Regions from separate parts of the Homo sapiens genome. Here region 1 is linked to region 2. A link is a contact called in ENCODE Hi-C or POLR2A ChIA-PET data. All regions are on one chromosome and are shown on one strand. The core of a region is the stretch at or near the end of the contact, and the rest is flanking DNA. Distances in the headings are between cores, read along the strand shown. Region 1 has its middle 85 kb from the start of LINC02458. Region 2 has its middle 200 kb from the start of LINC02458.

Evidence for each region. Hi-C counts contacts between places; a loop is a spot of excess contacts on that map. ChIA-PET counts read pairs that join two places held with the same protein, here RNA polymerase II (POLR2A). Pooled maps may share reads with other maps.
Region 1: a loop to region 2 is called in a map of Calu3, with 2.4 times the contacts of the local background. The contact joins two enhancer-like sites. A Hi-C loop is called at or near these places in 1 of 168 maps with a recorded cell type or tissue (Calu3), 2 of 37 single-sample maps with no recorded cell type and 2 of 50 pooled maps. POLR2A ChIA-PET finds 5 or more read pairs at or near these places in 1 of 52 experiments (Panc1).

The regions. Positions count from the first base shown.
Region 1 is chr12:88,933,287-88,936,561 of GRCh38, forward strand. No RefSeq gene overlaps it. Among named protein-coding and RNA genes, the nearest start is that of LINC02458, 85 kb to the right of the region's middle. Within about 2 kb of position 1,270, at least 3 of the 41 ENCODE cell types and tissues checked have a DNase peak (open chromatin) inside an H3K27ac peak, as active enhancers do.
Region 2 is chr12:88,814,322-88,818,126 of GRCh38, forward strand. No RefSeq gene overlaps it. Among named protein-coding and RNA genes, the nearest start is that of LINC02458, 200 kb to the right of the region's middle. Within about 2 kb of position 2,135, at least 2 of the 41 ENCODE cell types and tissues checked have a DNase peak (open chromatin) inside an H3K27ac peak, as active enhancers do.

The sequences.
Region 1 (3,275 bases), core at 20-2,519, 120 kb after region 2:
AGTGATCATTCCCTCTGAACATATCCAGATAGGATTCTGGAGGATGAGAGAGAAAGGGTATCTTCTCTGAAGAACTCAGATGGTTTTTTATGGCTAGATTATTTCAAAATACAAAAATCCAATCTCTAGTCAAGGCCAGAAGAAACCAGGATGGTCCTGTGGGCAATCATGTGAGGCCAAACTGAATGATAAATCTATGTCTCTGTTGAGGATTCGAGTTAGAATAGAGGGGAAGGGCTCTTATGCAGTGTGTACAGGATATGAAAACAGCAGGTGGGCAAAATGAAAAATTGGTCAATGGAGTAGAAAACAAAATACCAGCAAATGACATGATTTTTTATAGTCTAACTAGCTGTGCAGGCATAGAATATATACAATCTGTATGTATTTGCTATATTTTCAAGTCAAATAGATAAAAGAAAATAGTTCTCAGAGTTATTCACAAATGCACTGAAATGGAAAAACCCAACTTATCTTAAAAAGCACAAAATAATATTTTTTTCAGTTTTAAGGCAACGTTTTTAAATGTGGGTTTAGAAAAGCTCAAATTTGAAAGTTTTAAAAGTTTTTCCCCACCTTTGAAGTTTGACATTAATCTCCTTTCTGTCACCAGCAGAACCTTCAGACTCAACTCAATTTCCTCAGCAAACGCTTTATTAAATGCAAATGTCGTATCCATTTCCATTGTCATGTAGCGTGCTAAGCCCAAAGCCAATGAGGTCTGCCTTTGCAAATTTTGACAACAGTAATTGACATTTATCCACCATCCCATCTGCTACATATTTGGATTAAAAAAAAAAAGATAGGCTTTCTTTCAATATGCTCAAAAGACAGAACGGGCCTGGGAGAAAAAGCTGACACAAATATATCACACATTTTGAAAGTTGCCAGGTACCTTTGCTTCTCGTGGGTCAATACTTTTAAAACAACATCCTTCTCTAGAGAATCTTAACATTAAAGGAGTTCCCACTCTGTTATTAGAGCAAAATAATGGTATAAAACAGTCTCTTTCTTGAATTTAGTAGGGTGCTTGACCTGTCAGGCTGCAAAGAGAGAAGCTTGGTTACTGCCATTTTGTGATGGTCAGCCAAATGGTTTTACAAAGAAGAGGAAACTGTGGGTAGATGAAAGTTCTGCCTATAAAGTAGGTGTTACTACAGTGCATTGTGGTTATATTAAGTATGCCCAAAGGATAAGGAATTCAGGTGTGAAGTTGTGTGGCAGAAGTTGAAAATTAATTAAGCTCTGTGTTTAGGGTTTTTTTCCTTTAGTGTGCCGTAGTAACATGCCCTTGGCTCCAGGGAACTTTATGACTAAGTTGGAACAAAGCACTCATGACTCATGTTAAATGTAGCAGAGGAGAGATCATTAAATGTTTCTTGGCAATTAATTACCTGGGATATGCCTCTTTTTTCATAGCTTTGGTTTCAGGTGTGTGAGAGAGTTGAAAACGTTTAATTGCACCTAATTTGTTGCTGTAGTTTTATCATATGCCTAAGCATTGTGATAATGCCTGTAACCCGTGTGAAGAATTCGTAAGGGGCTTCATTTGTGACACCCCCAGAGGAGGGAATTTTTTTTTATGTTTGTGCAATAATCATACCTGACCTTTGATCCACTTTCTAATATAAAGAAAATTATGAAAACCTGCCAAATATGTACTAGATCCAGAACATCCTGGAAAGAAAATCCTTCCTACTTCTCCGGCAGTCTTTCCTTAATTAGATGTAGCCATTTTCCTCACTCCTACCCACCTATTGGTCCAGAACCTGAAAGAAATTTCTTCCCAGCTAGAAGCTGAAAGACAGATTGAGGGTAATCATTCCTTTGCATCTGGCCGATTTCAGTGTATTCTGCTGGTCACTATGTTATTTTCAATCACCTGAGATCTGATTACTTCTCCCCATCTTGCTAGCTTCCTGTTTTCTAGAACTCTAGTTTGATCACTAAATCTAAGCATTTTTACTTTCTGGCTTGAAGATAGTCTTCTTGTTTTCATGTGCTCTCTATTTTTTTCCATAGCACTTAGAACTAAAATCACATTATTTACTTGTTTAGTGTCAATTATTTTTTGCCTGTTTTCTCTCACTAGAGACTCCACAAGAGAAGGAAGGGAATTTGTCAGTCTTATTGACTGTTAAATCTCCAACATCTATTTCTGGGTCTACCACTGAGTATTTATGCACTCAGTTGGAAAGGGGTGGATGAATGAATGGATAGATGGATAGATGAGAACCTGACATCTTCTAATCTTCTAGGCGCTATTCTGGATTTGTTCATTTGCCTCCATTGGAGTTCATATCAACTCCAGTAGAGTATTTCTTATGTAACCCAAAATACATATTTTAGGCACTTGCCAAAGGCTTTCAGTACATAGTGGAGGCAAAAAGAAGTTAAAATAATTTAGAATCTGCTAAGAAAGCTCAAGGTGAATGTAACATGAGAATGAAGTCTGAGTGGTATTTAACCAGATGGGTGATTGTCAATGAAACATTGCCAACAGATAAGCAGGATTGAGGATCATAAATTTTGGCAGAGCTGTTCCTGGTGACATTGCCCAAGAGACAATGGGTATAATGGATAGAAAATGAGAATCATTGTTTTCCAGATCAAACGGAATCGATGTCTTCCACTCAGCCATACATCCAAATGCATGAATGAAGGACCAAGCATAAATAAGAGCAAAGTAGCTCTTTAAGCTACTTTGAGCTACTTTAAGCTACTTTAATCTACTTTAAGCTCTTTAAGCTACTTTCATAGTAAGCACTTTAAGCCAAAGCCTTAACTGGATATAAGCAAATATAGAGAGATGACAAAGGGGCCTTGCAGTTAGAATAAGATTTCACTTACTCTTCATAAGAAAATTTTCAAGGAGATAATGTCCAAATTTATAGGAAACTAAAGTTCTGACAGGCTTACTAACGTACTCCAGGTCACACAAGGATAAATGTGTGATTCATACCCCAATACATGCTGTTTTTACTCGCCCAGGAAGAGTAAATGGTGTCGTTTCCCCTTCAATTCTGGTTGGTTCATAGAAAAAAGCCTCAAGACCACTGTTGAATCTCACTCTGACTACAGCAGGATCCATGGGAATGGGTGGAGGGCAGGGTGTGTCTGCTAGGAGATGGCAACAAGGAGTGGCAGTACCCACTCCATTTACCATCTCTGAACACGTTATCTCATTGAAAGAGCTCCCAGACAATGTTTCTAAGGTGTTTGGGAATTTGGGGACGAAAGAAGCTATATGAAGAATTACTAATAAGTTTAGTATA
Region 2 (3,805 bases), core at 885-3,384:
ATTCTTTAGCTACCAAAATGCATGCACTGACAACTTTAAGACCATGTAAAATCAGTAGTCCTGGATGCTCAAAACCTTTTACAATTGTGGCCACGTAGCCCATCTCAGAGTTATACCAGTCCTCTTCCATTTTATTGGCAGTTTTTAAGCACAATTTAAAATCATCCTGTATATTTCTGCTCCATCATTCTGTGCAATAGCTCTAGTTTCTGATAGCATATAGCCTCAAACAAAGGTATCAAAGCTCACTTGAAAGCCAGCCTTACCAGAGAAGTTTAGAAAAAAAGTCTTGTCTTGCCAGGCACAGTGGCTCACACCTGTAATTCCAGCACTTTGGGAGGCTGAGGCAGGAGAATCACCTGAGATCAAGAGTTCGAGACCAGCCTGGCCAACATGGTGAAACCCCGTCTCTACTAAAAATACAAAAAAAGTAGCCAGGTGTGTTGGCAGGTGCCTGTAATCCCAGCTACTCAGGAGGCTGAGGCAGGAGAATCGCTGGAACCCGGGAGGAGGAGGTTGCAGTGAGCCGAGATCATGCCACTACATTCCAGCCTTGGTGACAGAGCGAGGCTCTGTTGCAAAAAAAAAAGAAAGAAAGAAAGGAAAAAAGTCTCGTCTCTGCAGATGTGTCAAAGTAGTAACTTTAATCAATTACCTCATGCCTGCTACACACCCTCTTCCCTTCCAGGAAGGAGTCCAGTTTCTTAAGAATTTGCAAATCTGGTTGGGTTAATCCCCAATTTCCACCCTGGTCCTTTTACTTTTAATTTTTAAAAACTACTTACATAATTTTAAAAAGTAAAATGAGGCTTATATAGAAAATTTGGTTTATCTGTTCTTTCTAATAACCTACCTCTTTATTTTTTCCAGGATATTTTTGTTCAAATTTATCTTCCAACTATTCTTTTAGATTTTTTTTATTTATGGTTCTTTATTTTTTAATTTCCAAGTGCTAGCTTTTGTTGTATGAATCTTCCTTATTGCTTCCCATTTTTATGTAATATAATTTCTTTTTGTTTCTCTTCAATTACGTTTCACAAAAAGTTTCTTCTGTTCCTTTCATTATCTTTGTTTAAATTTCATACTTTTTTTTTTTAATTTTTGTCTTTTTCATTGTTTGTTTGTTTGTTTGTTTGTTTGTTTTGAGATGGAGTCTCGCTCTGTCACCCAGGCTGGAGTGCAGTGGCGTGATCTCGGCTCACTGCAACCTCTGTCTCCTGGGTTCAAGCGAGTCTCTTACCTCAGTCTCCCACCTCAGTCTCCCAAAGTGCTGGGATTACAGGCATAAGCCAGCACTCCCGGCCCCATACTGTTTATTTTATCTTTACTTTGCTAGAGAGTTTCCTCTGATGTTTGGTGATCATTGGCTGTCCATTCATCTTTAAGAATGGCTGAAAAGCTGACTGGGAGTTTAGTGTCTAAAGGCAGACTTGTTCACTCTGGGCTTCACCATAGTGTGATCTGGATGGGCTGTTTCTTTGAAGAACCAATACAAAGACTGTTGGTATCTGCAGATTCCTCTTCGTATGCTGGCCAGTTATTCAGGGAGGGGTTATACAATGACCTGCCTGGAGGGAATAAGAGACTGACTATTAGCTACTCATTCATAACTAAGTCAAAGAATCCCACTGTTTATATTAGAGTTTTACTTTGTTTGCCTGTATCTCTTGTGATACCTTTGTCTTCATCTTTATATGATGCCACTAATTTTCGACCTTTATAGAAAATAAATTAATCCTCTGCTGGAGTATAGGGGGTAATTTCCTTAGTGTGAGGACTACAGGAGTGAATCTAGGGTTTGAGCTGCTGTTTATATTGTTTCTTGAACAATCTTCCTCTTTTCAGATCCACTTGTATCCTACCCCACTTCAGTGTAACTGTTATTTCCAGTTCCTGAGCTTTGCTGGTCTTCCTCATCATGACTAGCTTGCTTCAGAGGTTTCCACTGGCTAAACTTCAGCTTTCTCTGGTCTGTTACAACTGTCATCTCTTGTCCATTTCACTTCAGCTTGTAAAATTATCACCTTTTTCCTGTGTACATTGTCATTGTTGGCTTGTGGCATTTTTGAGATCATTTTATGGCCACTTTAGTATGGTTTTAGAGAAAATACAGGAGTTTGTGGTCAATCTAGCATATTAATCAGAACTTGGTAACTTGATTCTTTACAGGAGAGTTCCTTAGACTCATACCAATATATTTACTTAATTCTGGTTAAACCAGTTCCACTTAAAATATTCTGATTCCAAAAAGTCAACCAAGGACAATCTCATAGTTGTTTTTAATATTTTCCTCTAAGCAATAGTATTCGCAGCACCACCATAGCTTGTCCAGGTGAGAATATGCTTTTCAACACCACGACTAAAATACATGGACACTAAACACACTTCTAAAGAATCCATGGGTCAAAAAGGCAGTCTCAAGGGGAATTTTCTAAAAATACATTGAACTGAATGAAAATGAAAGTAAAGCATATTATACTTTGTGGGATGGTGTTAAAATAATGCTGGGAGGAAAATTTATAGCGCTGGAGTCTCACATTGGAAAAGAAGAAAAGTTTCAAATTAACAATACGCCCCCACCTCAGGAAACTAAAAAAAGAAGAGCTAGATCATCCAAATCAAGCAGATGAAAGAGCATTATAAATACCACAGTAGAAAGCAACAAAATTAAAAGCATAAATGATAGAAAAACATCATTGAAACAAAAAACTGTTTCATTGAAAAGATTAATAAAATTGTCAAAACTCTAGCAAGACTGAACAAAAAAAAAAAAGAGGGACACAAATTACCAATTTCAGGAATAAAACAGGGGTTATTATTATAGACTCTGATGACATCAAAAAAAAGAAATTCTACAAATAGTTCTACCCATATATATTTGAGTACATATGTTCCTCTAAATGCATAGATTACCACAATTTACCAGTATGAATTACACTATTTAAATATCTCTATAACTGTAAAGAAATTGTATTTGTGATTTTAAAATCTCCCAAAAAGAAATCTCTAGGCTTAGGAGATTTCACTAGAGAATTTTACCAAACATTTAAAGACATAACTCCAACATAATACCTTCCAAAAAATAGAGTAAGAGAAAATATTGATAATTGTTTTATGAAGCCAGTATTACTCTGACAGCAAATCCAAGGATAGCGCAAGAACAACAAAAAAGAACAAAAACTAGAGATCAATATTCCTCATGATACAGATTTTTTTAAATCCCCAAAATGAAATATTAGTTTAGCAAATTAGCAAACCAAATCCAACAGTGTATATAAAAATTATACACCATGACTAATAGAATTTATTTTAAGCAACAAGGCTACTTCAACATCCAAAATTAAGTTATTGTAATCCACTATGTAAACAAACTAAGGAAAAAATTCACACAACCATATCAATTGATGCAGAAAAAAACTGCTTGAAAATATTCAACACTCATTTATAGTAAAAACTCTTAGAAAACTAGAAATAGTATATTAGTTTGCTAGAGCTGCCATAACAAAGTACCACAGTGAGTGGCTTAAACAACTAAAATGTATTGTCTTCACATTTCTGGAAGCTAAAATTCTAAGATCAAGGTATTAGCAGGGTTGTTTCCTTTGGAGGGCTGTAATGAAGAATCTGTTGCATGTCTCTCATCTAGCTTCTGGTGGTTTGCTGGCAATCTTTGCTATTCATTGGCACATAGAAGCATGTCCCTGATCTCTGCCTTCATCTTCACACAGTGTTCTCCCTGTGTGTCTTTCTCCAAATTTCCCCTTCTTATAAGAACGCTAATCATATTGGATTAAGGGCCTACATT